2 separate regions of the Homo sapiens genome follow, and region 1 is linked to region 2. A link is a loop called in an ENCODE intact Hi-C map of the cell type or tissue named here. Cell type or tissue: IMR-90. All regions are shown on one strand. Links, peaks and the distances in the headings refer to the core of each region. The heading gives the core; the rest is flanking DNA.

The links. A loop is a pair of places that touch in the nucleus more often than their neighbours do. Peaks named below come from ENCODE experiments on the same cell type or tissue, not always from the same donor. Only the 100,000 strongest peaks of a DNase experiment are listed, where the experiment ranks them.
Region 1: a loop joins it to region 2, with 2.0 times the contacts of the local background. A loop is called at or near these places in 2 of 110 quality-filtered maps.

What each region holds. Positions count from the first base shown.
Region 1 is chr7:101,913,400-101,929,671 of GRCh38, forward strand. CUX1 (cut like homeobox 1) reads left to right here. Exons shown (of 24, transcript NM_181552.4): 2 at 2,716-2,826. Among named protein-coding and RNA genes, the nearest start is that of CUX1, 100 kb to the left of the region's middle. In IMR-90, for the core only: no CTCF peak of the experiment used is centred there; DNase peaks (open chromatin) are centred at 8,892 and 10,932; H3K27ac peaks cover 743 bases.
Region 2 is chr7:102,035,181-102,051,452 of GRCh38, forward strand. The region is part of intron 3 of CUX1 (cut like homeobox 1); the gene reads left to right. Among named protein-coding and RNA genes, the nearest start is that of CUX1, 230 kb to the left of the region's middle. RefSeq lists a silencer at 1,489-1,691. In IMR-90, for the core only: no CTCF peak of the experiment used is centred there; DNase peaks (open chromatin) are centred at 7,271 and 10,221; H3K27ac peaks cover 292 bases.

The DNA of each region.
Region 1 (16,272 bases), core at 5,181-13,180, 120 kb before region 2:
TTGCCGCAGGCGCACTGGCTCTGCAGCCCCGGGATCAAGGTGGGTTCACCTTGCACCGGGCCACCTGTTTCAGTTTCCTCCTCCACCAGGCAGGCTCTCTGACAGATCAGCCCAGGGAGGGGCAGGTGGGGACCGAGGGGGACGGAGGGGGCCCACAGACCCCCGGCTCATCTGGCATCTTCCCCAGCGTTTCCCACACTTGACCCACTAGATGAGAAGTTGGGGGTCGGGGCTGGGACCCCACCTTCATACCTCCAGCGCCTGCCAACTCAAAGACATCGGTAGATGCCCACCGATTGGGTAACCGCCCCCAGCACCCCCACCCTGCTAGGCTTCCATGCAGTGGGGGAAGTAGGGACCCCCGGCCAAAAGCAGTCATGTTCTTTTTGTTTTTCTCCTAAGTTTTCTGCGTCTGTGTGCGATTGGAACGAAACATCAACTCTTTTTTTTTCTTTTTTGTCATATTTCAATATTGGCTTTCTTCCCCGCCTTCTTTCGAAGGCTCCTTTTATAACTTCGGCTGCTGCTGCTTAAATATAGATGTCAAAGCCCTCCTCCCTCCAGATTGTTTATATTTTTGAAGAGCCTTCTGCTTCGCTGTGACTGCTCCTCTCTTATCTGTATCCCCCGTTCCACCACATTGGTTTCGGTTGCTCTTTTTTTTTTTTCCCTGCCTTCCCTTAACTGGGATGTGTTTCAAATGTGGTCTATCAAAATGTTCAGTGTTTCCCTTTTTTCTGCAATAGCTTTGACATCTGTTCTTGAATTCTAGCCCACGTTATTCCTTAGGACTTGTTTGCCCAAGATGTGCCTGAATGCCAGAAATACTAAGGGGAGAAGAGTGTGGTGTGGTGGTATCTTCCCCTCATTGCCTGGTTTGTTGTTTTATTGTCGTTGTTGTTTTTTTTTCTTTCCTCCCCTGCTTTTTAAAGTGTCTACGATTCCTTCCTTCTTCCTTCCTTCCTTCCTTCCCTCCCTCCCTCCCTCCCTCCCTCTTTCCCTCCCTCCCTCCCTCTTTCCCTCCCTCCCTCCGTCCTTCCCTCCCTCCGTCCTTCCCTCCTTCCTTCCTTCCTTCCCTTCTTCCTTCCTTCCTTCCTTTCTTCTTTCTTTCTTTTTTCCCTTGGGACACCTCACTCATGCCCAGGCTGGAGTGCAGTGGCGTGATCTCGGCTCACTGCAACCTCTGCCTCCCCGGTTCAAGCGATTCTCTTGCCTCAGCCTCCTGAGTAGCTGGGATTACAGGAGCCCACCACCATGCCTGGCTAATTTTTGTATTTTTAGTACAGACAGGGTTTCTCCATGTTGGCCAGGCTGGTCTCAAACTCCTGACCTCGGGTGATCCACCCACCTCGGCCTCCCAAAGTGCTGGGATTACAGGCGTGAGCCACCTCGCCCGGCCTGTCCATGATTTGTAAGTTGACAGCATGATTTCATCCCATCCGGCATGGCCCACCCCGTAGTAGTACCAAGGAAGCATTTCCCAGCAAGAACTTGTAACGTGTAGGTTTGCTGGTTAACTTCCGCCAAGGAGGAAAGCCTGTGGGACTTGGTGAGCTGGGTGGTGGGGGGTGGAGAAGGAGAGGCTCTAGTGTGCTTCTTGGAGGCGTGGGGATAAATCTTCAGCTTTGATTTTTCTCGCCGTTCAGCTCTGCTTGGACTCAGGGTGATGGTCCCAACCGTGAGAAGCCAGCTAGAGCAGCCACCTTGGATCCCAGCAGAACGGGCCGCTGTGTGTCTTTAGTTGCCAAAGCGACTCGGCAGGAAAACAGGCCTTTTGGTGGCGACAGCAGTGTGTCCTTGGGCGCCTGCTGTCAGCCTGGAACACCATTCTGGGGCCATCTGCTGCAGGCTTGTTGGAAACAGATCCTCTTGGCAGCTCTTCCCAGAATTTCTGAGGCCAGGGCACAGGTTCTCTGGCGCGTTGATTATCGGTTTGTTGCGGGGAGCAGAGCCCAGAGTCCTCAGCCCCCTAGCGGGTCCCTCATGGGGAACCCACTCCTGGTGGTCCTCAGCGTTCCCGCGCAAGTAATGTGATTTGAGAATAACTGCCAATGGTGCCTCATTTCTGAAAAGTGGTTGGAAATAATTATTCTTGGAATTTACCTTTTAAAGGTCCCTCTTGAAAACTAATCATAGGTTAATGGTCTCGAACATGATGCTTGGCCTAGAGTGAGCTCACCATAAACATTTGTTGAATGAATACAAACCAAGTATTACTCTCAGAGATCCCAGGCCCACAGCATTGAAGGACGGCCACACGGAATGCCCCGAGGAGGGGATAGATCAGCAGAAGGACTAGAGCTCAGGAGAGTGGCTGGCTGGAAGGAACCCTTGGGAAGAAGAGGCGTGGAGCAACTTGGGGAGGCGGGTGCTTTGGGCATTAGCCTGATAGTTGTGGCTGGAGCAAGAAAGATGTTTCTGTGTATTCTGTTATGGGAACAGAGTCATTTATGGCGTGCACATTGAGGCACGACCCATGATGTTGAACGAGCTTGGTTTTCTCAACCACTTCACATGGGACGGACGTGGGATGGGGGGATAATGTTCATTTCTCTGCCTTCCCGCCACCCTCCAGCCCCTCCTCTGCCAATGAGTTGATGTTCCTTAGAGCCACTGGGGTCTCTCCCCCAGTGTTCTGGTCAAATGCAAATAGGACCCTCCTCTAGTACACAGTGCAATTACAATCTCACTTTTCCTTTCCTGTTTCCCCAACAGAGAGAACTCGATGCCACCGCAACGGTATTGGCGAACCGGCAGGATGAAAGTGAGCAGTCCAGAAAGCGGCTTATCGAACAGAGCCGGGAGTTCAAGAAGAACACTCCAGAGGTGAGGCGCGTGACCATCGTGTTCGCTTTGAAGGGATCTTAGAATGCTGGTGCATGTTCAGGCGACGCTCCGTGAGCGTTTCATTTTCATCAGATGAACGCACGGCCGGCAAACAACCCGTTTCTTTCCCCAGATGTCTTCAGCCCCATTTCCAGCAGAACGCATGCCATCCTGCAGGCTGTGGGGATGTGGAAATTGATAGGTTGTCTGGAAATATGAAAGTCAGAGCCAATTCCAGGTGCAGATACTGGACAAGCTTGGTCTGTAAGAACACGTGGGCAGGTGTGTGGGTGTCTCAGACCCTCGAGCTCATCCCAGACCCTGTCCCATGTCAGTTAGCAAGCCACCAAAGTCCATAAGGGATCCTGTGGGGTGGAAGGTCCGCGGGGCCTGCTTCCCTGTTGCTGGTGCAGGCGGAGTGTCTGAAGGCTGCACGCATCTGGGCATAGCAGTGCGCCTAACGCTTCTTGTAAAACAGACATTTCGCCTGCTAGGCCTTTTAAATGCCTCTCTGTTTCTTGAAATATGCCGTAAAGGGCAATGGAAATGTGCTTTTTATATACTCCTGTTTTTTCTCTCGTGAGTGTGCAATCGGGGGACAGTGTTGAGTTGCTGGGGTGGCGTTTTTCTGCTCGTTTCCTGGCCCCTTCTTCCTTCCCTTCAACCCTATCAGGGGCTTACTAAGAAAAAAAAAAAAACATCCAAGCGTGTTGCAGGCAGATGAGCAGTCGCGGGAATGGCTTTCCGGGTGACATCTGCCAGTTTGGTCCCCATGGCGCTCATCCCGCGGGCTCGGACCCCAGCCTCTCTTACATCTTCCCCTTGTATGGGAAGGGGTCGCAGCAGCCCACAGCTTCGGCCCGGCTTCCGGGCTTGGGGAATCTTCTCCGTATCGTAGCTCTTGGCTCCTCCATATAAGACATAGGAACATGCCTGGAGGCAAAGCTCCTTTCTAGGAGAGATGCCCCTCTCTTACTTACATAATATTGCTGGGAAATTATATGTGAATTGCATTTTTAAAAGCGGACTCATTTAAAATGTTTCAAAAGAGGCTTGCTAGTCAAGGGACTGCTGGCATGAATCATTATGGAAAACAAATTAATAACCTTCTGTCTTCAGAATAAATATTTTAGGAGAAAGCTTGGTAGCAGAGTAGAAAGAAGGCAGCCTTTGGCCACAGAGCCAGCTAAGGGTTCAAATCTCACACCCGCTGCTTGCCTCGGCTGCCCCTAAATGTGGGTACTCCATGTTTCACGAGACCAAAAATGCAGGTGGGAGTCACTGGTGCTTGGGGGTTTCTGCCTTCTCTGCCAGTGTTGGGGAGTGGGGGGCCCTATTCTCCATGTCAGCCTTGCCATGAGTAAAAACAGGAGGAAAAAAAGAGCTGGGGACAGAACGTCCTTCTTCTGTTGCCTCCAGCGGCTTCAGAGCAGACTTTCCTGGAACTCCGGTTTCCTGAGCGCTTGTCCTTGACTCAGTTTCCCCAGCCCAAGCCCCGCCACATCCATCGTGCTAGCTCCTCTTAGTGCCGTTCCTGTAGCTAGTGGTCACCCACCGTTCTGTATTGTCACTGCCCTTTCCTCGGTGACCATATGTCTGAGGGTTTCCATAGAAAATCTTAGAGGTTTGGCTGGGCGCAGTGGCTCACGCCTATAATTTCAACACTTTGGAAGGCTGAGGCAAGCAATCACTTGAGGTCAGGAGTTCAAGACCAGCCTGGGCAACATAACAAGACTCATCTCTGTTATAAAAGGTAAAAAGAAAAAAGAAAACGTTTTGTGGTTAAAAACAAACAAAGAAACAAAAAAACCCAGAAAATCTTAGAGGGGCAAGGCCATCCTTCAGAGGCCACGGACAATAAATACACGAGTGTATTCAGCCAGAGAATGAGGTTCCTAAGAGGCCTGGCTTCCTGGGTGTTCCTCAGAAGTCCCCAACTCCTAGTGACAGTGGAGGAGGAGCGTGTCCCCCTTCGGTCACCCTGTCCGTTCCTTATGCTCTGCTGATAAATGCCGCTTGTACTGCACTGAGCCCTATCCCTCCATCGTGCCTTGTGTCGAATTCCACATTAGTTACTCAAAGACACCTGGCCTTAAACTTGGCGTTTTTATCTCCTTCTGATCCCAATAAATGGAAGAGGCTTGGGGAGGCGGCAGCCTGGTAGGTACCTGCCACTTGGGGCATTTCTTCTCAGGACACATTTTTAGACTCTGTCTTCATGGAGAAAGGGGCTAGAACCCACCAGGAAGGGGAGGCAGATGATGGAAGGTCACCACCTGCTTGGCCCTGACCCCGCCACTGCCAGTGGGTGGAGGGTGGTGCCCACTTCCTCATCTTTGGCTGTAGTAACGAGGGTCTCACTGCAGCATGCGGTCCTGGGGAGGTGGGGAGAGGGGAGCTGGCTGCAGGCTCCTGCCCCGCCAGCCCTATGCACTTTCTCATCCAAGGACCAACCTGGAAATCTGTGGGGCGCCCACGCGGAAAGTCCAAGACGAGACCCACTTCACTTGTGCCAGCAGCCAGAGCTTCCTGCTGGTAACTTTTTTTTTATTTTTTGAGACAGAGTCTTGCCCTCAGGTTGGAGGACCACCCAATCGCTCAGGTTGGAGTGCAGTGTCACAATCTCGGCTCACTGCAACCTCCGCCTCCTGGGTTCAAGTGATTCTCCTGCTTCAGCCTCCCAAGTAGCTGGGATTACAGGCACATGCCACCACCACACCCAGCTAATTTTTGTATTTTTAGTAGATTTCACTATGTTGGCCAGGCTGGTCTCGAACTCCTGACCTCAGGTGATCCGCCCACCTCGGCCTCCCAAAGTGCTGGGATTACAGGCATGAGCCACCGCGCCCAGCCCTCCTGCTGGAAATGTTGAAACCACATAAGACCAGAACAGTGGTGGGAGTCGGGGGCTGTGGCCGGAGTGTGCTGGGTGTGCAGGAGGCGGAGTTCCCTGCTGTTCCCTGTGACAGCAGGTGTGTGTGTGTGGGGGGGGAGCTGTGACAGTACGTGTGTGTGTAGATAGCACATGTGTGGAGCCTCAGCTCAGTGCCTGGCCTGTGTCCCAAGGGGACACTGGGTCACCGTTTGTTTGGGGTCTCAGTCTTGAGGAGCCACCACTGCCCTGACACTGGTTGCTCCTCTGGCCACACCGCAGGATTGATTACTAACCGTGGAGGTGACGTCGGGTTGTTGCATGTGTAGAAACGAGGCTTGCTTAGAGCTTTCGCCCGTTGGGTAGGACAGCCTGGCTTACCGGGAGGAGGGTATCCTCTTCCCTATGGATGCAGCCCACGATCCCCATGGCAACATACCTTCCAGGGCACAGCGTGGCAGAGCCAGGGCTGGTGGTGTTCCTGCTGGTGTGACACCAAGGGTGTTGATCTTGATGGAAACGCCCACGTCTCTCTTTGTTCTGGGAAAGAAGGAAAGGTTTCCTGGTGTCTGATGAATGTCTAATGTGTTCCACAGGGAGGATTAGGCACCCGCGAGGGTTCAGTGGGGAGTAAAGTTTGTCTGCCATCGGAGATTTCACCTTCTAGACTGGCCCTTCCCAGATGTCACTGGGAAAAGCTCTAGTCCAGGAGGGAAAAGGTGGGCTGTGACGGGGAGGTGGCCAGGGAGGGGTGCTGTGTGGTGGCTGGGACTCTGACAGGCGGGAGAAGCCACAGGAACATCAGGAGGTGAGCGCCAGGATGGCTGGAGCCTTGAAGGGTTTTTCTGGGGACAGGATCCTGCTCTGTCACCCAGGCTGGAGCGCAGCGGCACGATCACAGCTCACTACAGCCTCCAACTCCTGGGCTCAAGTGATCCCTCCGTCTCAGTGTCCCGAGTAGCTGGGATTACAGGAACGTGGCACCACAGTGCCTGGCTAGTATATTTTATTTTATTTTATTTTTATGTGTTTTTTTTTTTTTCTTCAAGTGTCTTGCTCTGTTGCCCAGGCTGGAGTGCAGTAGCACGATCTTGGCTCACTGCAACTTCCACCTTCTGTGTTCAAGCAGTTCTTCTGCCTCAGCCTCCCGAGTAGCTGGGATTACAGGCATGCGCCACCACACCCAGCTAATTTTTTTGTATTTTTAGTAGAGGTGAGGTTTCACCATGTTGCCCAGGCTGGTCTTGAACTCCTGACCTTGTGATCCACCCGCCTCAGCCTCCCAAAATGCTGGGATTACAGGTGTAAGCCACCGCGCCTGGCCGTAGTTTTTAAATTTTCTGTAGAAACAGAGCCTTTTGCTGTTGCCCAGGCTAGTCTCAAACTCCTGCGCTCAAGCAGGGTCCTCCCACTTTGGCCTCCCAAAGTGCTAGGATTACAGGCACGAGCCACTGCGCCCAGTTGAAGGTTTTCTGTTTAGAATTAGTTTTTTAAAGTTTCAGTTTTATATCATTAGATTAATATATTTGCCATCATATGATATTGTGTCTTTTTAATCCAGAAATTGTAGTTAATTTGCAGAAGATTGCAGTTACTCTGCAGATAAAATTGTATACGTTTTCTTTGAATCTACAAAAAGAGTCCCTTTGAAAGAAAAACATTTTTAAATGTTCTAACTGAACATCCATTCCCTATTGAATTAAGAATCAATCGTGGAACATAATAGGCGGTGGAGTGTTTCTAGGGTATATTGCTTTCTATATTTTTGTTTTTTTTGGAATATAGTGGCACAATCATAGCTTACTGTGGCCTCGATGTCCTGAGCTCAGGCGATCCTCTCCTTATAGCCTCCAGAGTAGCTGGGACTATAGGTGCGTGCCACCACACCCTGCTAATTTTATGTTTTGAAGAGACCGGGTCTCACTTTGTTGCCCAGGCTGGTGTCAGACTCCTGGGCTCAAGCTAAATCACCCACCTTGGCTTCCCAAAGTGTCGGGATTACAGGTGTGAGCCACTGCGCCCAGCTCTGATTTTTGTATTTCTTACTTAAGGCGACATACTTAGTAGCTGTGCGTCTTGGGGCAGATACCTCCCAAAGCCCCAGTTCTGTCATCTATAAATAATGTAACAACAGGGCCCCGCTCGCAGGGTTGCTGTGTGCACATATGTGTGTGTACGTACCCATGTGCCTGTACGAGAAGGGCTGCGCACAGGCCTGTCCCTAGAGTTTAGCTTATGTTCGTTATTAGCATTAACCTGGGAATACTCACCGTGTAACTCATGAGATACAGTGGATTTCTGTTCCTCAGAGCTAGCTTGGGGAATTTCTATGTTTTATTTTATTTTATTTATTTATTTATTTATTTATTTACTTATTTATGAGGCGGAGTTTCACTCTTGATACCCAGGCTGGACTGCAGTGGCGCCATCTCTGCTCACTGCAACCTCCACCTCCCAGGTTCAAGTGATTGTCTTGCCTTAGCCTTCTGAGTAGCTGGAATTACACGTACCCGTCACCATGCCCGGCTAATTTTTTGTATTTTTAGTAGAGACGGAGTTCCACCATGTTGGCCAGGCTGGTCTTGAACTCCTGACTTCAGGTGATCCACCCGCCTCGGCCTCCCGAAGTGCCAAGTGGCATGAGTCACCACACCCGGCCTTAGCTCGGGCAACTTTAAAAAAAAAATAACAACAAATATAGGTAGTTTCAGCTTAAAGTGTTTCAAAAGTTGGTTTGTGGCCAGACACAGTGGCTTACGCCTGTAATCCCAGTGCTTTGGGAGGCTGAGGTGGGAGGATCGCTTCAGACCAGGAGTTTGAGACCATCCTGGGCAACATAGTGAGATTCCATCTCTACAAAAAAATCAAAAGATTAGCCAGGATGGTGGTGTACACTTGTAGTCCCAGCTACTTGGGAGGCCGAGGTGGGAGGATGGCTTGAGCCCAGGAGGTTGAGGCTGCAGTGAGCCATGATCATACCACTGCACTCCAGCCTGGGCAACAAAGTGAGATCCTGTCTCAAAAAAAAAAAATTGGTTTGTAATAACAATTAATCATCTTACAAATATTTATTGAACACCTTCCATGTGCCAGACAGTTTGGCCCTGGGAATAAAACCCTATCTCCATTCTTTAAAAAGTTTCTTATCTTTCTTAGTAAGCAAATAGAACCCAATGGCAGAGCGTGTTAAGTGCTAGGATAGAATGACTGGAATCTTCTGACTGTAGACTTTCCCCACAGAAACACTCTTATGTCAGTGGTGATAAAGTTCTCTGGATAAGCCACATATGGCTCAGTAACCCTTTTTATAGATAAACAGTTCTGCTTTTTGAGCCTTGGTTCTTAACCTTTAAAATATCCATGAAAGTTGAGGACCTACGCACCTGGGAAATGCACGTTTGCAGTTTCTGGGGGGCTCCCAGACACTCATCCATGCAGCCTTAGTTTAGAACACCAGTTCTCTGGGCCCATAGTCCCAGTTTCAGCTCACCATTCCAGGAGAACCAGTGGGTCACCTCTACTCTCCTTCTCCTCCTTGTGTCCTGGGGTGGAAGGGGATGAAGGAGGGAGGAGGGGGGATTCTAGAGCTTTGGGGTGGGTGACAGATGAGTACCAAGGCCTGACCGCTGGGCAGGGACAGGGTGTGCCTGGCCTTGGGCTGGGTGCTGGGGAGTGGGAGATGGGTGAAGGAGCAAGGCCACCTGATGTGACAAGGGGCTCCACGGGCTGGCAGCAGGGGCAGCACCTCTGCACTGGGCTGGCCACAGCATGTCAGGAGGGAGCAGCAGCAGCTATCTGGAAGCCTGGTGGTGTTAGAATCATGTATGTGAGCAGTGGAGGCTGAAAGCCTAGCTCTCGCAAACCCCAGAAAGTGTCTCTTAGCTTTTCCGTTTGCCGTTTGCTTTTCCATGGCTTTGATCGCGGTCAAACTCCGATTTCCCGCGTGTGTGATTCCAGAGTTCTTCTGGAGGCGAGGTTACGGGAGGTCTGCAGCATGTCTGACCTGCAGCCCCGGCTCACTGGCCTGGCTGTAGGGAGTTAGTGGATGGAGAGTGGCTGGACAGTTTGGAGACCAGGTAACCCAGCGTGGGGTCCTCCCTGGAGAAACCCCCAGTGCTCCTGCGACATCGGCCTGGCTTCAGGGCTCTGCTATTTGAATGTGATGCTCAACTCTCCAATAAATGGTCGTCTGTGTTAGGCTTGCTTCCAGAAAGAGCTCAGGGATGGTTTTGGGTTTTGTTCTGCTTCTTTTCAATATGGGAGGAACCTTCTCTGATGGGAGAAAAGAGAGGAGGAGAACCACATTCCTGAGATGCTGTGATTTTATCATGAAACCATCCCCAGCCCTCATCCTGGTGACGTCAGTCGGCCCAGTCCTACTCCAGAACGCTTCTTGGGTGTCTGTCTGCAGGACTTTGCTCAGTTAATTTTTGTCTCCTCTAAAACAGACCCCGTTGCTCTGGGAGGAGAGCCGAGCTGCGGCTCAGGGGCCGTCACTGGTCATTTTTGCCCTGATGTATTTTTGCCTCTACATTTCTTGATCTCTGGAACGTTAATCCCAACGATGCCTGGTCTGCGGTGCTCACAGTCTGTGTCTGTGCTTTCTACACCTGTCCTGCTCAGATGCACATGATGTCACACCCAGGTCTCCATCCTGGCTCTTGTTGGCTGCGGCGGCAGCCCTGACTGTCGGAGACGCCTGGCTCAGCATGCCCACCTTGCAACAGGGAGCACCCTGTGCTGCTCACAGAACTGCCCATCCACTTTCTTTTCCTTTCCTGGGTGCCAACATCTTCCTCTGCCCCTTCTACGCCGGCCTGGCGCATTTCTCTGATTTCTGTGTTCCCGGGTAGCAGTTGTAAAAATTCAGGCTTGGGAGTTGTCTTGAGATAGGACTTGGAAAGGAATCTTTTACCATCGTTGAAATTGGCTAGATTTGTGGATTCCTTCCCGACCCTGGCAGGCACGGTGAGGGGAGGAGGTCCCTCCTTTTTATTGATCAGGATGCACTGTGTGCGGGGTAAGCCAGGAAGCCACGCACCTGATGCTATCTCTGCCATGGGGAGGAGGACAGAGGATGGGAAGATGCTGTGAACTTTTATGATTCGTTTTTCACTCTCGGTGAGAAAAGGAGCTAGCAGGATGGGTGAGGGAGTGGAGGGTAGTAATATATAGTTGTGGCCTGGGCCCAAACGCATTTAGTCACTGCCTCGACAGCCTTTATATAGACACCACCAGAGTGACTCAGCCTGGAAAAAGAGAGTCACTTAAAAATAAAGTTGCGACTCCAGTGGACACGTGGTGCACAGGCTGCCCTGAGATAGTCACCAGGGCTCCATGGCCCTGCACACCCCCCAGGACCCTGGGCGAGTCAGGTGGTGAAGTGAGGGTGATCGTTGTAACCCCATCTTGGCATTGACGTGAGGATTTAGCAAAGTCACATATCATCCCAATTACTTTTTTCCTTTTTTTTTTTTTTCTTTTTGGAGACAGGGTCTTGCTCTGTGGCCCAGGCTGGAGAGCAGTGGCATGATCTCAGCTCACTGCAGCCTCAACCTCCCAGCCTCAAATGATCCTCCCACCTCAGCCTCCCGAGTAGCTGGGACTACAGGCGTGCACCACCACACCTGGTTATTTTTTTTTATTTTTTATTTTTTGTAGAGATGGGGGTCTCACTTTGTTGCCCGGGCTGATCTCGAACTCCTGGGCTCAAGCGATCCTCCCACCTCAGCCTCCCAAAATGTTGGGATTACCGGCGTGAGCCACCACACCTGGCCTTTGATGCTTTCTAAACATGAAACAGCATCCAGGCATCATCGGCTACTCCTTGATATGTCAGTGTTACCCACTGGACTCTCAACTCTTCTCTGTTATCAACAAATCTTGTTTTACTCCTCATTAGACCCTAAAACCACTGCACACAGAAAAGTGAAAAGCCCAGCCTCATTTTCCTTTCATCACGTTGAGCCCATTGAGTTGGCTTCATTGAAGGCCCACAGCCCTGATGTGACACAATGGGGCCTTTTTTTGAGCTAGAATTCCACTCCGTCACCCGGGTTGGAGTACAGTGGCTCGATCTCGGCTCACTGAAACCTCTGCCTCCCAGGCTCCAGCAATTCTCCTGCCTCAGCCTCCCAAATAGCTGGGACTACAGGCATGTGCCACTGTGCCCAGATAATTTTTTTGTATTTTTCATAGAGATGGGGTTTCACCATGTTGGCCAGGTTGGTCTCAAACTCCTGGCCTCAAATGATCCACCTGCCTCGGCCTCCTAAAGTGTTGGGATTACAGGCATGAGGCACAGTGCCTGGCCAAAAGTAGATTTCTATAGAGATAGAAACCCCCAGGGGTGAGGGGATAGAGGAATGAGGAATGACTGATAGTTGGTATGAGGTTTCTTTTTGGAATATAAAAATGTCCTAGAATAAGACAGTGGTGATACTTGCACAACTTTGAATATGCCAAATGCCACTGAACTGTGTACTTTAAATGGGTGAGTTGTATGGTATATAAATTATACATCAATAAAGCTGTTATTTAAAAAAAAAATTCAGCCAGGTGCAGTAGCTCACGCTTATAATCCCAGCACTTTGGGAGGCTGAGGCAGATGGATTGCTTTTGCTCAGGAGTTGGAGACCAGCCTGGGCAATATAGTGAGACCTCACCCCTACAGAAAAATAGAAATATTAGCTGGGAGTGGTGGTGCGTACCTATGGTCCCAGCTACTCAGAAGGCTGAGGTAGGAGGGTCGCTTGAGTCTAGCAGGAGATTGAGGCTTCAGTGAGCCATGATTGCACCACTGCACTCCAATGTGGGTGACAGAGTTATAACCCCCGTCTCAAAACAAACAAACAAACAAACAAACAAAAAACCTAAACTAAATTAAAAAAGAATTCCTCTCTTCATGGGGGTGTCAGAAACCCCCGAAGAGATTTCTTATTCAGTTGTTCTCTCATCCTCTAAAGAAACTCCCCACAGAAAAGTATCTTGTGAATTTTCATTTTTGCAGGGGGCAGTTTGGTTTTAAAAAGTCTACTCCAGGATTTGGCAAAATGAGAAAACCCCAGTAATCAACTTGTGTGTTTAATCATTCTAGAATCACCTACTGTTAAGTTATAATAAGCCTTTAACTAGAAAAAGTTTAAAAATTAAAAGTGAACTTTTAACTGTTACCAATTAAACCCTTTAAGCCAGTTTATCAACCCAAGACATTATTTTCTTTCTTTTGGGTCTCTAGGGGAGAAGAGGTGCCTTGAGTGGGACCAGTAATGAAGGCAATTTGAACCTAATTCGGGCCCCAGTCAGGGAAGGTGGCTGCATTATCCCCCTACATCCCAGCAAGACTTTGCCGCATGGTCTGGAGGGCACCAGCAGGGGCCTGTAGGGAAGAGGAGGTTGCCTGGGCCCAGGGACATTGAATGCTAGTCAAGCCCTGGTTTCATTTGCTCCAACAGCATTAATAGTATTGTGACCTCCATGGCACTGTGACAGAAACTTAACCCCAGTTTCTTCGTCTGCAAAAAACATACCCTGCCTACTTCAAGGGGTCCTGGAGGCTGAATGTCCAGTCTCAGGCCAGGAGTAGAACGCATAACTAGTAAGTGGTGACGTGCAGTGACCTTGAGCAAGGTCAAAAACTGTTCTAAGACTTGGTCCCCTTATGTATAAGCAGGAAGAATTGGTGCTATCCCATTTCACCCAGGAGGTGAAATGAATTCAGATGCACAGAGCATATAGTAGGTGCTCAACAAACACCCTCCTCTCTTCTTTCCTTCCTTGCTTTCTTTTACAAGTAGTCCTGAGCCCTTTTCTAGGGCCAGGGGCAGTCAGATACAGCAGGGATGGAGGGAGAAGATTCCAGATCTCACAGAGATCTGGCAGTGGCCAAGTAAACAAATGATGCACAAGATAATTTCAGGTGGCGGTAAGAGCTCAGACAGAACAAGATGGCAGTGAGTGATCAAGGATGGGCGAAGGTACTTTGGGGAGTCAGAGAACGTGTTTTGATCTTAAGAATGCAAAATGACTTTTTGTATCACCTGTCAACACAACACACACACACACACACACACACACACACGGAGGCTTTAGTGCAAATTTTGAAATAACCATTGATTAATTTTGGCAAGCTGTTAGCAGTGGAGTCCCCCACATTTCTTCCATGTAAAGCCCTGATCATCTTGGCTGTAACCACTCACTTACTTTGAAGCGTCAGATTCAGTCTCTCTGCTTTCTAAGACCAGGGATGCTATTTAATCTGGGCATTAGAAAATTCAGTTGGCCAAGTGCGGTAGCTCATTTCTGTAATCCCAGCACTTTGGAGGCTGAGGTGGGAGGACTGCTTGAGACCAGGAGTTTGAGACCAGCTGGGGCAACATAGCGAGACCCCATCTCTACAAAAAAATGAAGAAATTAGCCGGGCGTGGTGGTGCATACCTGTAATTCAGGAGGCTGAGGTAGGAGGATCCCTTGAGCCCAGGAGTTCAAGACTGCAGTGAGCTATGATTGCGTCACTGCACCCCAGCCTGGGCGGCAGAGCAAGACCCTATCTTCAAAAAAAACAAAAACACACACACAAAATTAGTCAATGAATTGTGGAGTTTCAAAGAGACCTTATTTTGTTTGTTTGTTTTCTGGGCCAAAGGCCCAGAAATTCTTAGGTAATTCTTCGGTAATTAATTCTTAGGCAATTCTTAGGTAATTAACGAGGAGCTAATCTCCCAGTTGCTCTGTTCCTTGTCACTGGAAGTGGTCAGAGCTGTTGCGGGGCTTGGCCCAGGGGCGGCGGGTGGCATCTGAAGACCCCGCAGGCCCTGCTTTCCTTCCGGGAGCATCTCAGGACGGCCGCTTTGTCTGTCTGCCCCCGCCCCTTGCTGAAACGTCAACAAGGCCGGCATCCCCTTTCCTTCCTGAGAGCCATGTGTCGCTTCCTTCATGTGTCCAGCCGTTTTTACAGGGCTATTTTAAGTATAAAAGACGCATTATCTGAGAGTTTAATAACTGTCAAAAGGGAAGCACTGTCATTAGATTCATGTGCCCTGGAATTTTAGTCAAAAACATGCTGCGTTCTATCACGTCTAAGCCTCTATTTTCTTATCTCAAAAAATAGGAATGATAACGACCTCGGAGTCATTATGGGCTGGATGAACTCTTATAGGGATTCAGAACAACCCAGGCACCAAGTAGAAGGTCAATAAATGGCTTATTGTGTTCATGTTACCAAAATCTACTCTTTTGAGAAATTGTGTTCACAAATGGCCTTTTTTTTTTCTTTTTTCTTTTTTTTTTTTTGAGATGGAGTCTCCCTCTGTCACCCAGGCTGGAGTGCAGTGGCGCGATCTTGGCTCACTGCAACCTCTGCCTCCCAGGTTCAAGTGATTCTCCTGCCTCAACCTCCCAAGTAGCTGGGACTACAGGCACCTGCCACCACGCCTGGCTAATTTTTGTATTTTTAGATGGGGTTTCACTATGTTGGCCAGGTTGGTCTCAAATTCCTGACCTTGTGATCTGCCCGCCTCGGCCTCCCAAAGTGCTGGGATTCTAGGTGTGAGCCACCACACCCGGCCTCACAAATGGACTTTTTTTTTTTTTGAGACGGAGTCTCGCTCTGTCACCCAGGCTGGAGTGCAGGGGCGCGATCTCGGCTCACTGCAAGCTCCGCCTCCCGGGTTCATGCCATTCTCCTGCCTCAGCCTCCCAAGTAGCTGGGACTACAGGCGCCCGCCACTACGCCCGGCTAATTTTTTGTATTTTTAGTAGAGACGGGGTTTCACCGTTTTAGCCGGGATGGTCTCGATCTCCTGACCTCGTGATCCACCCGCCTCGGCCTCCCAAAGTGCTGAGATTACAGGCGTGAGCCACTGCACCCGGCCACAAATGGACTTTAAAGTTATAAATGTGACGGAGGGCAGTGGCTCACACCTAGAATCCCAGCACTTTGGGAGGCTGAGGCTGGCGGATCACTTGAGCTCAGGAGTTTGAGGCAGGAGAATCGCTTGAACCCAGGAGATGGGGGTTGCAGTAAGCCAAGATCGTGCCACTGCACTCCAGCCTAGGCTACAGAGTGAGACTCCGTCTCAAAATAAATAAAAATAAAATAAAGCTATAAACGAACACTTAAAAAAATTATTAAAGCCTAGGGTAGACCCTAGTTTCTACTGCGGACTTGAACAGATACAGTAAAATTAAAACTTGCCTTCTTCCATATGTGTCTAGAGAGTAATTTTCTCTCCTTTTGCATTAGTTTCACTGTTCATAGAGTGGAAATGTTTGCTGCTGGACTTTCTTTTTTGAAGCTATTCTTTGAGAGTAGCCCATAACTTGTCTTTCTGGTCAATAACCTCAACTGAAATGCATTCTGAATGGAGAACGTCATTCTGTGTAGGATTTAATAATAACTTCAGCACAGAAAAGCACTCTCTGCCTCTTCTCAGCAAACAACTTTGTTGAGCATGATTTTAAAGGTGTAACGGCTAAATGTGAAAGCCATATGATTTGGTTGAAATCGTGGTGAGCTGTTATTAATATTTATTGAGTACTTGCTAGGAGTCAGGCATTATGCTAAGTGCATGACC
Region 2 (16,272 bases), core at 5,556-13,555:
AAAAAGAAATAAAGTACAGATAGCTCTTGACTTACGATGGTGCAACTTTAGGATGATGCAAAGAAACTGTACTTTGAGTACCCATACAACCATGCCGTTTGTCAGTTTCAGTACAGTATTCAATAAATTACATGAGCTGGTGAATACCTGATGATAAAATAGGCTTTGTCTTGGATAATTTTCCCCAACTATAAGCTAATGTAAGTCTTCTGAATATATTTAAAGTAGGCTAAGCTAAGCTATGATGTTTGCCAGGTTAGTTTATTAAATACATTTTTGACTATAATATTTTCAGCCTACAGTATAAGTATTGCAACAGAAGAAATCAAACTGTCATTTTTCAAGTGAGCCTCAATTATTTAACCAGGTTACTAGATACAAAATCAATATACAAAAGTAATTATATACCCCTGTATCAGCAGCAAACTTAAAAAGTCATTTTTAAAAAGGATACTACTGGAGATAGCCAGCCAAAAAAAAAAAAAAAAAACTATAGCTAGAAATGAATGTAACAATACAAGGGAAATCTTTCTAGAGAAAGATGTAACATTTATATTGAAGGATATTAAAGGAGAGTTAAATGGAGAGAGAGAAAGTATACAAGGAGAGAAATTTCCACTACTATTGAAGCGATCACTTTTCTCCAGATTGATCACAGAATCAGTCATTGTAGTTCCAGTAAAAATCCCAACAAAATTTTTTTTGTTTTGAGACAGAGTCTCGCTCTGTCACCCAGGCTGGAATACAGTGGCACCATTTCAGCTCACTGCAACCTCCACCTCCCGGATTCAAGGTTATCTCCTATTTGATCTAAAATCAAATTTTTCTGGTTATCCCTAAGATTTCTTTTGTAACGGCCCTCCCTGCAGCTGAGGTCCAATCAGGTTCACATATTACATTTGTGTAATCCCAAGTAGCTGGGATTACAGGCGCCTGCCACCACACCCAGCTAATTTTTGTGTTTTTAGTAAAGACGGTTTCGCCAGGCTGGTCTCAAACTCCTGACCTCAGGCGATCAGACTGCCTCTGCCTCCCAAAGTGCTGGGATTACAGTCATGAGCCACCGAGCCCGGCCCCAGCAAGAATCTTAATGAAACTTTTGAAAAGCTGATTCCAGAATTTTTATACATATGCAAGAACAAATGGTAAATAATAGTGAAGATAATACTGAACCACTCCAAGTTAGAGGAATTGCCCTACCAGATTATTAAAGCTGCAGTAGTTGGCAGAGAATGAGATAAATAAACCAAAGGAACACAATAAAGAAATCAGAATCTGGCCGAGCGCGTTGGCTCTTACCCGTAATCCCAGCACTTTGGGAGGCCAAGGCAGGAGGATCACTTGAGGTCAGGAGTTCCATACACCAGCCTGACCAATATGGTGAAACTTCGTCTCTACTAAAAATACAAAAATCAGCCTGGTGTGGTCACGTGCTCCTGTAGTCCCAGCTACTTGAAAGGCTGAGGCAGGAGAATTGCTTGAACCCGGGAAGCAGAGGTAGCAGTGAGCCGAGATTGTGCCACTGCAGTCCAGCCTGGCCCACAGAGTGAGACTCCATCTCAAAAAAACAAGCAAACAAACAAAAAAAAAAAAAAACACCGGAATCTGGCCTATGCATATATATAGAAGCTGAATAAATTGCAAAGATGGTATGGATCAGTGAGGAAAGGGGGGACTTTTCATGGTCCTCTGACGATTGGCAAATCCTTATAGATTAAACGAAGTTGAGACCGAGTGCACTGGCTGCTATCTGTAATCCCAGCACTTTGGGAGGCTGAAGCAAGCAGTTCCCTTGAGCCCTCGTGTTAGAGACTAACCTGGGCAACATGGTGAAACCCTGTCTGTACAAAAACTTACAAAAATTAGCTGGGTGTGATGGCACACGCCTGTAGTCCCAGCCACTTGGAAGGCTGAGGTGGGATGATTGCTTGAGCCCACAAGTTGGAGACTTCAGTGAGCTGTTGATCGCGTGCCACTGCACTACAGCCTGGCTGACAGAGCAAGATCCTGTCTCAAACAGACAGGCAAACAATTAACTAGAGTTGGAGCCCTACCTTACACCGTGTGGAAACACAAATTACAAGGAGAGTCTTAGATCAAAGCTTTAAACTTTATAGAATAAAATATAAAAGATGATGACTTTGGGCTGGGTAGAATTTCTTTCTTTTCTTTTCTTTTTTTTTTTTTTTGAGACGGAGTTTTGTTCTTGTTGCCCAGGCTGGAATGCAATGGCACGATCTTGGCTCACCACAACCTCTGCCTCCCGGGTTCAAGTGATTCTCCTGCCTCAGCCTCCAGAGTAGCTGGGATTACAAGCATGCGCCACCACGCCCAGCTAATTTTGTATTTTTAGTAGAGACAGGGTTTCTCTGTGTTGGTCAGGCTGGTCTCGAACTCCCAACCTCATGTGATCCACCCACCTCGGCTTCCCAAAATGCTGGGATTACAGGTGTGAGCCACCACGCCCGGCCCTGGGCTGGGTAGAATTTCTTAAACAGAAAACCATAAAAGAGATTGTTGCAGTAAACTACCTTAAAATTTTTAAATAGGAGCTTTTTTCATGGAAAGATACCCTAAAGAAAGTGGAAACATGGCCGGGTGTGGTGGCTCATGCCTGTAATCTCAGCACTTTGGGAGGCTGAGGCAGGCGGATCACTTGATGTCAGGAGTTTGAGACCAGTCTGGGCAACATGGTGAAACCCTATCTCTGCTGAAAATACAAAACTTAGCTGGGCATGGTGGCACATGCCTGTAGTCTCAGCTACTCGGGAGACTGAGGCACGAGAGTTGCTTGAACCTGGGAGGTGGAGGCTGCAGTGAGCTGAAAGCATTGCAGTCCAGCCTGGGCGACAGAGTGAGACTCTGTCTCAAAAAAAAAAAAAGCAGAAAGATAAGGCCAGTACACTGCTAGCTCCATGGTATGTTCATGTGAACTAGAAAAAAGGTTTGCCGTTCTCAATACTTTTCACATCACCTGTTGGAAACTTGCCATAATAAAGATTCATACTTACCTCAGTGTTTACCGTGATAGATTCAGACATCCAGAATGTGAAGCATACTGTCTAGGGCTGTGCATCCCACCGTTGTATGTGGGGTAACCTTGGCCATGATTTACAAATCTGGAAGAGGTAGTTGTCACACCTGTAATTAACAATGTTCACAAGATATTCAAAATGCTCGCATGTCAATGGGGGGAGAAACCCAGTAAGGAAATGAGTACAAGTCATGAGCATAATTGTCAGAACATTGGAATGGTCAGTAGCTATATGAAAAGATGTCTAGGTTGCATAATAACCAGGGATATGCAGATTAAAATAACTCATCTGCAAGTTATTCCTCCTGACCAAGTTGGCTAAAATTAAAAAGTCAAGTTAGGAGCATAAGTTGATTTAAACTTTTTGAAAGCCAATTTGGCATCTGGTGATAAAGACTCACCTGTACCTTGACGCGGCAGTTTCACTCCTAAATATATACGCTAAAGAAACAAGCATGGCGGGTGCGGTGGCTCATGCCTGTCATCCTAGTACTTTGGCAGGCAGAGGTGGGAGTGGCGCTTGAGCCCAGAAGTTTGAGACCAGCTGAGCAACATAGTGAGACCTCCATCTTGACAAAAAAATTTAAAAAGTTACCCAAGCATGGTGGCACATGCCTGTAGTCCCAGCTACTCAGGAGGCTGAGGCAGGAGGATCACTTGAGCCTGGGAGTTGGAGGCTTTGATAGCAACACTGCACCCCAGCCTAGGAGACAGAGCCAGACCCTATTTTAAAAGAAAATTAAATAGATAAATAAACTTATTTGCCCTGGAAAACCAGTTCAGAAATTTTGAAAATAGTTAACATATGAAAACAACCCAGCCGGCCATCAACAGGAAAAAGAATATGATAAAACTTTGTTGTAACAAAAGATTAATAAAGAAAAGCATATGGATTTATTTGCTGAAAGTTACGAGCTCTGTATACCCAGGGCCTCTCCTTCACGAGCACTAAATAAGTGTTTATTGGATGGGTGGATGGAAGCATCGTCCTCATCTTACAGATAAAAGGACTAAACCCGAGAGAGGATTCCAAGTCACACAGGTCATAATGGCAGGACTGGCCTCGATCCTGGGGCCGTCTGGCATCCCAGAAGTGCTAAGGTTGGTGTGCTCTGATACTGCTTGAGCGGGGAGGAAGCAGTGCCTTCAGCCCCTCCCTGATCTCAGCCAACCTTTCCAGTCTTTGACTGACACTTTGAGAGGCCGAGACAGGCGGCTCACTTGAGCCTGGGAGCTCCAGACCAGCCTTGGCAACGTAGTGAAACTCCATCTCTACAAAAAAATGCAAACGTTAGCCAAGTGCGGTATCATACACCTGTAGTCCCAGCTACTTGGGAGGCTGATTTGGGAGGATCATTTGAGCCCAGGAGGTTGAGGCTGCAGTAACCTATGATCACACTGTTGCACTCCAGTCTGGGCAACAGAGCGAGACCCTGTCTCTATTTCAAAAAAAAAAAAAAAAAAAGATTGATGTTCATCTTGCATACAGTGCTCTGCAAACCCTGCCTGAAGCCCCCTTCCCTTCTAACCAGCCCCTCCTAGACAAATTCTGGAGCTTGGTGCATTGTCTCGTGTACATCCATAACTGTGTCCATGCGCTTTGCTACAACCACGATCTGCATCGTTGGAAGGAGTGGAGCCCAGGTTAACTGTGAATTTCATCACAGTATCACCTGCTGACATGGCCTGAGGGAGGGACCAAGGAATGATCTGAAACTTCCCTTTGTGCTGAATGTCTCCCTTACATGCAGCGCGCTGGCCACGTTCAGAGCTGCATGCAGGACGTGCTCTCGGAGGCTGGGTTTTACTCTCTGGTCTTCATTCAACGCAACCTTTTCGGGAGCCTCCTGCTTCCAGCTATGGGCCAAACAGTTGCTAAAGATGTCTCATTGAATACAGTCAACTAGGATCCTGCTATTCTAATGAAGGGAAACTGATGATAAACACAAAAGGCAATGTTAGATGGCGCCAGGCACTGCGAGGGAGACACACTGGGTCTTGGGGTAGAGCGGGAAGAGGTGGTAGTGACTTCTTCAGTCATCCAGGGAGGCCTCTCCAGGGAGGATGACGGAACATCAGAGGAAAGAAGCAAGGAGAACCAGCCACACTCAGAGCTGGGAAAGAGCAGCAGGAAGATGGGGGCAGTGAGTGCCAGGGCTCTGCAGGGATGGGCTTGCCTGGCAGGGAGCAATACCAAGGAAGTTAGTAGGGCCCGGGTCATGCCAGGGCCTTGTAGGCAGAACCCTTAAGTCTCTTTGTAGGGACCCTTTGGTCTCCCCTTTGAACTAGGCCCTTTCAAAGACGTACAGTAGAAAGCAAATTCCCCATGGGCACCGGCAGGATGATTTGACAGATTCTAATCAAATAATTGGGGAAATAAAGTTGGGTGAACTACAGCAGTCTATGAATGAGTTAAAAGTGACTACGAGTCTGCTGCCCATCTTGCAGCCCATATCTGTTGAGCTGTAACATATTTAAGCATTCAGATCTAAAGGCCATTGCTAAATAAAGCCAGGGCGTCCATGTGGTTCGCTCCAAAGAGCATTTCACAGGGAGCCAGTCCAGGCGCTGCCGCCCACCACCTCTGTGACCTTGGGTGAGTCTCGGGGCCTCTTTCTGCCCGACTTTGCTCATCTGTAAAACGAGTGGGTTACCCAGATCCTCCCCCAAGGAGCTCCGTAGCTCTGAAACCTCATGAGACTCACTGGAGCAGTACTTTGGTTGACTATCGCTAGCAGAACCGAAAAGGACATTCTCCAGCAATGTAAATCTGTTCAAAAATGGGATGAGCTGGCTGGGCACAGTGGCTCATGCCTGTAATACCAGCACTTTGGGAGGCTGAGGCGGGTGGATCACAAGGTCAGGAGTTCAAGACCAGCCTGGCCAACATAGTGAAACCCTGTCTCTACTAAAAATACAAAAAAAAAACAAAAATAAAAAAATTAGCCAGGCATGGTGGTGGCACCAGCTACTTGGGAGGTTGAAACAGGAGAATTGCTTGGACGACCACCTGCCAGGGAGATTGTCACCTCTTATCCATTCTTTTTTTTTTTTTTTTTTTTTTTTTTTGAAATAGAGTCTCTCTGTGTCACCCAGGCTGGAGTGCAGTGGCTCACCATAATCTCTGCTTCCTGGGTTCAAGCGATTCTCCTGCCTTAGCCTCCTGAGTAGCTGGGATTTCAGGTGTGCGCCACCATGTCCGGCTAATTTTGTATTATTAGAAGAGATGGGGTTTTACCATGTTGTTCAGGCTGGTCTTGAACTCCTGGCCTCAAGTGATCAACCCGCCTTGGCCTCCCGAAATGCTGAGATTACAAGCATGAGCCACCATGCCCTTGCCTTATCCATCCTTCTAAATGCCAGATCCTCCAAGTCTTCCCAAAATACCCAGCCAGAAACAGATTCTTCCTCTTCTCATCTCTAATAGGGCTTCATTTATATCTCCCTTTTGATTTTTTTTTTTTTTTTTTTTGAGATGGAGTCTTGTTCTGTCACCCAGGCTGGAGTGCAGTGGATGATCTCGGCTCACTGCAACCTCCACCTCCCGGGTTCAAGCGATTCTCCTGCCTCAGCCTCCCAAGTAGCTGGGACTACAGGTGCACACCACTATGCCTGGCTAATTTTTTGTATTTTTAGTAGAGACGGGATTTTGCCATGTTGGCCAGGCTGGTGTCAAACTCCTAGCTCAGGTGATCCGCCTAGTGGTTAGGATTTGGCGCTATCTCTCCCTTTTGGTTTTGAGCCTAAAGACATTCTGCCCTTATAGTTTGCTTACCAAGGCCTTATGCTTCTAAAATGTAGAAGGGAGGATGTGTGTGTGAGTGTGAGTGAGTGTGTGAGTGTGTGTGTGTGTGTATGTGTCTTTGTACCTGTTTCTGTCCCCATCTTACCAGTACTTGCCTAAATACTGCATTAAGCATCATGGGTGAAATAGGATTAGAGAAGGTTGGACCAGATCAGTGGCTCCCAAAGCTGCTGCTGGGTTGGACCAGTGCTGCACTGGCCCTATGAGAATTGCTCACATGTTTCCAGAAATACAGCTCCCCAGGCTCCTACCCTGACATTCCGGTGTAGAAGGCCTGGGGTGGAACCTTAGAATCTGTCATTTTTCAAAGCCCACCTCTGATGCTCATGCACTGCTAGTTGTAGGAACCACTGGGCTCGGTTCCCTGAAAGAGCTCTTTCTCCTGGTAACAAGTTCTGTGACTCTCTCTGCCCACTCAGTCTTCTTAGATTGGCATGTTAGAAGCTCCATGACTTGCCTTTGAAATATTTTTCCAGCTTCAAAGTCCTGGACTTCTACTCTGGCCGAACTGGCCTGTGTATTATGAGTCACCTGAACATACTTTTTGATTTCCTGAAGGCTCTGTTATTGTTAAGACCCTTTTGCTGTTCCCTACCTATAAAACTCATTTCCATCCTTTAGGGCTGAACCGAAAAGTCTATCTCCTTTGATCATTTTCCTGACCATCTCAACCTATTTCTAACTTTTTCCCTCTTTTTTTATCCTCAGCTCTATTAAAGTATCATTAACAAAGAAAAGTTGTATATATTTATAGTGTATAATGTGATGGTTTGGGGTTTTTATTTTTTGAGACAGGATCTCCCTCTGTCACCCAGGCTGGAGTGCAGTGGCATAATCAGGGCTCACTGCAGCCTTGACCTCCCGGGCTCAAGCAATCTTCCTGCTTCAGCCTCCCAAGCAGTTAGGACTATAGGCTCCTGGCCAGGCTAATTTTATATTTTTTCGATTTTAGTAAAGCCGAAGTCTGGCTGCGTTGCCCAGGCTGGTCTTGAACTCCAGCAGCACAGTCTCAGCTCACTGCAACCTCCACCTCCTGGGTTCAAGCCTCAGCCTCCTGATTAGCAGGGACTGTGGACGTGTGCCACCACGCCTGGCTAATTTTTTTATTTTTTGTAGAGACGAGGTTTTGCCACGTTGGCTAGGCTGGTCTTGAACTCCTGACCTCAAGCGATCCTCCCACCTCATTCTCCCAAAGTGGTGGGATTACAGGCGTGATCCACCACACCCAGCCCAATGTGATGTTTTGATACATGCATACATTACGAAGTGATTTCCACAATCTGACAACATACCCATTAGCTCACTGTGTGTGTGTGTGTGTGTGTGTGTGTGTGTGTGTGTGTGTGTGTGTTGAGAACACTTGAGATCTACTGCCTTAGCAAATGTCATATATATGATTACAAGATTATTAACTATAGTCACCATGCTGTACCTTGGAAAAGAAAACCTACTTTTCTTGCTTAAGTAAAACTTTTACCCTTTTCAAGGACTGGGGGACCTTGAGTATGTGCAGATTTTGGTACACGCAGGGGGTCCTAGCACCAATCTCCTGCGTGTACCAAGGGATGACCGTGTGTATAGAAAATCACATGTTTATTACCCATGTATTTGTTGTTGGATGCTTAGTCTGTTTCCATATCTTTCTATTGTAAATAGTGCCGCAGTATACATGAGTGTGCAGATAACTCTTAACAATACTGATTTCAATCCCTTTGTGGTGTTGCTGGATCGTATTAATTTTGGGGGGAACCTCCGTACTGTTTCCCATAATGGCTGTACCAATTTACATTCCCACCAACAGTGTACAAAGATGCCCATTTCTCCATGTCTCACTAGCACTCGTGTGTCTTTTTGGTAATAGCCCTTCTAACAGGTATCAGGTGATACCTCATCGTGGTTTTGAGTCAAATTTTCCAGATGATTAAAGATGTTGAGCAGCTTTTCATATACCTGTCAGCCGTTTGCATGTCTTTTTTTAGAGAGAGACAGGGTCTCACTCTGTTGTGCAGACTGGCGTGCGGTGGTGCGATCATGGCTCACTGTAGCCTTGAACTCCTGGCCTCAGGTGATCCTCCTGTCTTGGCCTCCCAAAGTTTTTGGGATTACGTGAGCCACTGCGCCAGGCCTTATGTGTTTTCTTTTGAGATCCTTAGCCCATTTTCCGTTTTTTTGTTTTTTTTGGAAAGAGTCTTGCTCTGTCGCCCAGGCTGGAGAGGCTGGAGTGCAGTGGTGCCATCTTGGCTCACTGCAACCTCCACCTCCTAGGTTCCAGCGATTCTCCTGCCTCAGCCTCCCAAGTAGCTGGGGTTACAGGTGTGTGCCACCACACCCAGCAAATTTTTGTATTTTTAGTAGAGATGGGGTTTCACTATGTTGTCCAGGCTGGTCTCGAACTCCTGACCTCAGGTGATCTGCCTGCCTTGGCCTCCCAAAGTGCCGGGATTACAGGTGTGAGCCACTGCGCCCGGCCACCTTAGCCCATTTTCTAAACAGGGTGCCTGTTTTCTTGTTATTGCATTAACTTTTCCCCTCTTTCCAGCCTGCTCTTAAGATTGTACATGCTTTGAGGGCCCGTATCTTGTCTTAGATGCTTTATCTATTCTTTGCCTTATGGAAGTGGTTACATAAAACATTCTTAGCTGAATTTCCCCCTGCTTCTCGCCTTCTCCTTGTTAATGAGTACTTATTGAGTGTGATGTGCGAGCATCTACTTTGGTTCCTAGACGCCCACAAGCAAAATAGGTCAGTGCCCTGCTGGGAGTAGGGAGGGGTTGTCAGGGTCTTCTTTGGGTTTGTGGCCAGACAGGCGACTGTGGAGCAGACCAGGCACTCTGGGGACAGGATGATGCGTTCTGGCTGGAAGATACAGGGAGGCTTCCCAGGGACCCTAACACAGCCTGCTGCCCTGGACCTTTGCTGGGGAACTGACTTCTCAGCCAGTATGTCTGTCCGCAGGCTCTTGGGCCTTCTGCAGTGGTGGAGGTGACAGTGGTGTTAGCCGTGGTGGTCACTGTGGTGATGTGGCTGCTGTACTGTCATTATCTTATGGCAAAACCCGCAAGCCTGACACACACAGTGTCTCCCTGTAAGTTCGCGCCATGATGGCTCAATTAGGGACCCGTCGGACTGCGGCTCAACATCCAGGCCAGCTGCATAATTGAAAGCACATTTTCTCCTCCAAAGCTGCAGCTGGTTTGGTTCTGCTCATGCAGAAAGGGATCTAACCTTGCATAACATAGGAAATGAACAGTTGAGAGAGAAGCCAAATTCAATTTCAGTCAGATATGTTGAGGCTAAGTCCATGATCTATGGAAGCCGGGGCAGGAGCCGTGCGCCTGTGGAAAGGGGCGCTCTCAGCAGTCTATTAATCACGGCCGCCCGCCCGGCGCTGCCGCCACTGCCGGGTGCCACTGCGCCCGCGCGCCCCCTCCGATGTGGGCTGGAGCGCAGCCAAGCACTCCAGAAGTTAACCTCTTAAAGACCCGGAGCTGCTTTCTGTTGAATAAATGTAATTTTGTGGTCAGAAATAAATGCTTGTGATATAGCAGGAGCTTTGAAAACAACGGCAAGCTGGAGCGATTACAAATTGCTCCATGTTGTACAAGTCAACAGCAGACATCAAAATTCCACGTGGAGGGCAAATTGATTTCGGCCCAGAGCTCTGCAGCTATTCAATAAAAGTCCTATTAAACCATTGTATGTAATGAACAATCCAGAGCAAATCTAATATTTTCAGTGGATAATTATTTTTAACATCCTCTCGGTAACTGCTGGTAGATTTCTTGGATGTTTACAGCTCGAACTCGGGCAGAGTGGGCCTTCCCAGCTGTCATTTGGCATCTCCGCCAGGGGACCCGCTCCAGGGACCCAGCTGCGTACATGGCTCCTGAACATGGGGCTCTGGCCTTGGGGTTCAGGTTGCCAAGGAAGGGTGCATGGGGTTTCTGAATCTCCCAGTGCCTGGGATGTAGTAGGTGCCTGGGAAATGTTTGTTGAATTGAGCTGAACTGAGTTGAAATGCACAAGAGGAAGCTCTAAGAACCCCAGAATGACTTAGGAAAATGATATTGTGGCAAAGTTGACTCAAAACCTGAGGCTGAAGAGACCAGTGGGTTGCAGGTAAGGAAATTGAGGTCCCTTGTGATAGACCAATGTCAGCCCCTATGGGAGTCGGGACAGAGCTGGCACCCCGGGAAACCCCAGGACTTACCCAATTCACTTCCCGTTTTTGGAGATGGACTCTTGCTTTGTCACCCAGGCTGGAGTGTAGGGATGCGATTGCAGCTCACTGCCACCTCCGCCTCCCAGGTTCAAGTGATTCTCCTGCCTCAGCCTCTGAAGTAGCTGGGATTACAGGCACGCACCACCACACCTGGCTAATTTTTATATGTTTAGTAGAGACAGGGTTTCGTCACGTTAGCCAGGCTGGTCTCGAACTCCTCACTTCAAGTGATCCACCTGCCTCAGTCTCCCTAACTGCTGGGATTACAGGCGTAAGCCACTGTGCCCAGCCCCCATTTCACTCCTGTTCTGTTTTGGTTTGGTTTGGATTTTTTTTTTTTTTTTTTTTTTTTTTTGAGACAGTCTCACTCTGTCACCCAGGCTGGAGTGCAGTTGCACGATCACAGCTCACTGCAGCCTGGACCTCCTGGGCTCAAGCAGCCCTCCAGCCTCAGCCTCCTGAGTGGCTGGGACTACAGGTACACACCACTACACCCAGCTAATTTTTGCATTTTTTTTTTGAAGAGATGAGGGCTTGCTACGTTGCCCAAGACGGTCTTGAACTCCTGGCCTCAAGCAGTCCTCCCACAAAGGCCTCCCAAAGTGTTGGGATTACAGGCATGAGCCACCACACCCAGCTCACTTCTGTTCTTGACAGCTTGCGAAGTGCATTCTTTGTCAGGGAGGCCACACTGGGAGAGTCGCCAAAGCGATCTTGTTGCTCATCTAGTGTTCCCACCCCCAGGATGCTCCCCTACCTTGCTCATGACAGGGCTGTAACCCTGTCCCCTTCCAGACCAAGAGCTTCTCAGGGAAGGTCTGTTCATTCATTGATTCATTAAATATTTGTGGAGCATGTATGCCAGGCTAGACCAGAACTAGACCCTGGTTAGTGGTGGTAGGTGAATGAATGTAGCCGTTGCCTTCATGAAGCTTAACAGTTTAGCAAGATCTGTATCCCCATGTGGCACAGTGCTTGGCGCTCTGTTAAGTGATGGTGGATGGGTGGATGGATTGGTGGATGAATGGGTGGATGGTGGGTGTGTGGGTGGATGGATGATTTGTTAGATAAATGGGAATGGATAGATGGTTGATTGCATGGAGGGAGGGTGAATAGGGGATAGATGGATGGATGATTGGATAGAAGGATGGATGGATAGATGATTGGATAGAGGGATGGATGGCTGGATGATTGGATAAAGGGATAGATGGATGGGTGATAGGATAGAGCTATGGATGGATGAAGGGAGAGATGGAGGGAGGGAGGGAAGGAGGGAGGGAGAGATGGATGGATGGATAACTGGATAGAGGGATGGATGGATGATTAGTCTAGAGGTAGGGAGGGAGGGAGGGATGGATGGATGGATGGATGATTAGAAAGCAGTATGTGTCTGTAAGAATAGATTGACTCTTACTCATTTTCGTCTCCTGGAGTAAAATCATCCAACTTGTAATGCTCAGTCATACAGTATTTATTTGACTATCGTGGAATTTAAATTTCTAGGGTATTTTATTTTCTGCAGATCTCCCTTCCCTTGGAAAAACTCAATATGGATGTTAATTAGGTTTTACTAAAGTTCCATCAATTTAATGCAGTCGTTCTTTAAATGAAACTGACACCAAGGACCACATGGCCAAAGGAAGCCCACGTTCCTGTGTGTGGTTCTGAGGAGGGAGCATAGGATGCAGTTTGATAACAGCTGAGAGCCCTGAGGAGTTTGTTGCTGGATGTGGAGTATTCCATGTCTCGTCCCTCCCCCAGTCTTTTTCCAGTTGTGTCACAACTCCCTTTGCTAATAATATTTTGCACAGCATTTTACGTCTACAAAGCACCATTTCCATGATGTCGCTCACCCTTCGACACCACCCTGTGCTGGGGGCATCATCATCATTCTGAGTTACCAACAGGAGGGGTAGCAGACAGTCCAAGGGGCAAGGCAGGGACTCCCAGCTCCAGGCTCCAGCCTCTCCTCCCCTCCACCCTCTCCTGGTCCTGTCCTGAAATCTTTGGCTCCCTTGAAACTTGTTATGCCCGGGCAAATGCCACCCTCGTGCCACTGTATTCCCACCACCTCCAATGAGTGTCCCCCACCTGATGGGGTCACACACTTGTCCAGCCACCTGCACAGAAAAGCCTCATGGACACAGCCCTGTGAGGTCAGAAATAGACCGAACAGGGTCACTCGGTTGGAAGGCGTGGTAGTGTTAGAACCCAGGTGTTTGAACTCGGTCTAATATTCATTCCACTCTTTCACACACACGTAAGGGCACATGACCACTATTAATCAAATTTTCAAAAAAAAATCAGCTGGGCACAATGGCTCATGCCTGTAATCCCAGCAATTTGGGAGGCCAAGGCGGGTGGATTACCTGAGGTCAGGAGTTTGAGACCAGCCTGGCCAGCATGGTGAAACCCCGTCTCTACTAAAAATACAAAAATTAGCTATGCATGGTGGCACACGCCTGTCATCCCAGCTACTCGAGAGGCTGAGGCAGGGGAATCACTTGAACCTGGGAGGCAGAGGTTGCCATGAACTGAGATTGCGCCACTGCACTCCAGCCTGGGCAACAGAGCGAGACTCCATCTCAAAAATAAATAAATAAAGGGAATTTGACATAAAATCGTTAATGTTGACTGTTTCAGCCTGGGTGACAGAGCGAGACTCTATCTCAAAAAAACAAACAAACAAACATGAGCTCCATGTCTGTTTCATCTGTTCCCCTCTAAGTATAAACTTCCTGAGCCTTCTAAGTCCAGCCAGGTGGGCCAGCGGTCACCGAGATCCTTCCTCGCTGGGGGATGGAATAGGCCTCCCCTGCTTTGCTGCTGTTCTTTGGCCTTGTCCCCTGCCTCTTTTCTTGGACCACCTACAAGGACCTAGGGGGACACAGTACTGGGGGCAGGAGCTGGGAAAGGCCTGCCATGGTTCACTGATAGTAAGAAATAGAGACTCACTCGGAGAAATTTCCTCTGAAATACAGCAGACTCAGCGCAGCCCTTTGGGCAGATGAAGGAGGCTGAGAAGAGCATCCCTTCAGCAACAGCTGCGTGCCAGAAGCTTCGTTCCGTTCTGCCATTTCATCTGCACAGCAGCTCAGCCCGGAGGGGAGAGGAGTAAATGGGCCCAGAGAGATCAAGTAACTTCCTTGGAGCTTGTCAGCCTTGAGCTGAAACTTGGACTCTGATGTCGAACTCCGAAGCCCATGCTTATTCTGTAAAGCCTGAAGAGTGTCTTATAATTGATTTAGAAGTAGGAGAAGAGGGGGAACCTGTGAGATTACACTGTCTTCCAGCATAACAAGAAAAGAGAAACCAGTTGGATGCGGTGGCTCACACCTGTAATCCCAGGTGTGATGGAGAGGCCGAGGCAGGAGGATCACTTGAGCCCAGGAGTTTGAGTCCAGCTGGGGCAACATAGTGAGATCCCATCTCTACCAAAAAAAACAAAAACAAAAAAAGAAAAACGGAAACCCATGAAATGATCCATGGGTACATAGGAAGGGAGAGAAACTGGTTCCTAGGGCTGTGGGAGGAATGACCGCAGGCCTGCCCTGGGAAAAAGCTTTGCTTTTCAGGGAGCCCCTTGATGTTTGGGGACTTAGGAGAGCAAGTCTGGCCCTGAGATGTGGGACCAGGCATCCCCACAGAGCACACATCAGCAGATAAGGGCTGCCGCTCTAGGAACAGTCTTGTCCCAGCGCAGGCACGAGGAGGGCTCAGGAATCTGGCTGGGAGCATTCCTGCCGTCCCTACTGAGGAGCTGCCACTGTGGACCAGAACACCCCCCTGATAGGAGCAGACTCCCGGGGTGTAGACACTGCTTCCCTTTTCACACCGTCTCCTGAATTTTCTCCTGGGTTCCTGCTTAAAGGAGCGGAGAAAACCAAACTGACAAATCACTGATCTTGGAGTCAGATCTGGATTTGAATCCTGACATCATCATTTGCCAGCGTGACCTTGAATATCTCATGTCCGCTTCTCTGTCCCATCCATATAACAGGAAATCTCTCTCGCAGAGCAGCGACGTTATATGCACATGTTTAAAGATGATGGCATAAAAGCAGTGCTGGATGGGAGCTGGTAGCTAGTTATTGATTATAGGATCCTCTAGGTCCTTTAACTTCTTCAATAGCCGTAGTCCCCAGGATTTAACCTTCTGGGGCTTTCCCTGTATCTCTGTCCCATCCACACTCCAGAGTAACCTCATCTGGGCCGTTTGGGGCTGGTGGTTCCAAATTTTTGCCTCTGGCCTGGGCCCGTCATCCAACGCCAGGCCTCCCTGGGGCTCCCACTGTGGGTACCTCGCTAACTAATAATCTTCATTTCCCATGTAAACACAGGCACCTGCGTATGCCCCATTTCGGGAGAGGTAACCAGCCCCTAGTTGCCCTGGCCAGAACTCTGGGAGAAGCTATGTTCAGTATTAGACCCTGTGAATTCTTTTTATTATTATTATTATTATTATTATTATTTACTGTTGTGTTGGGCTCTCGCTCTGCTGCCCAGGCTGGAGTGCATTTGTGTGATCATAGCTCACTGCAGCCTCAAATTCCCGGGCTCAAGTGATCCTCCCGCCTCAACCTCTCGAGTAGCTGGGACTATGGGCACATGCCACCACTCCCTGCTAAGACCCTGTGAATTCTATTTCCCTAACCTCGCTGGAATCAGCTCCCTCCTTCCCAGCAGTTGGCTTTCTCCCTCTCTTTCCTGGTCTGGTCTGTCTACCACCAGTTGCCATCCTGTCCTGAGTGATCGCTTCATTTCCCACCCTGATTGACATCCTCAGGGATTCCCCTTCAGCATAAGCTGCCCCCACCCCGGGCGTGGTCCCTTGCACCTCCCTCCACAGGCTGGCCCCTGCCTGCCTCCTCACCTCACGTATCCCCAGTCACCTCCTCTGCTCCAAGGCACGGCAGGTCCCTGCCCTTCTCTGAGCAGGCCACTTTGTTTGAACACGTCTCTGTGTCTTTGAATAGCCCTCCTCTCCCCACTGAAGCCTTCTGCCTCCCACCACGAATAAAGATGATCTTTGTCTTCTTTAAAACTTGCCCTAAGTTTGCAAAACACAGGATGTAGAGCAGCATCTAATAGACTATCATTTGTGTTTGAAAAAAAAAAAAATAGGGCCGGGCGCAGTGGCTCATGCCTGTAATCCCAACACTTTGAGAGACTGACGCGGGCGTATCACCTGAGCTCAGGAGTTTGAGACCA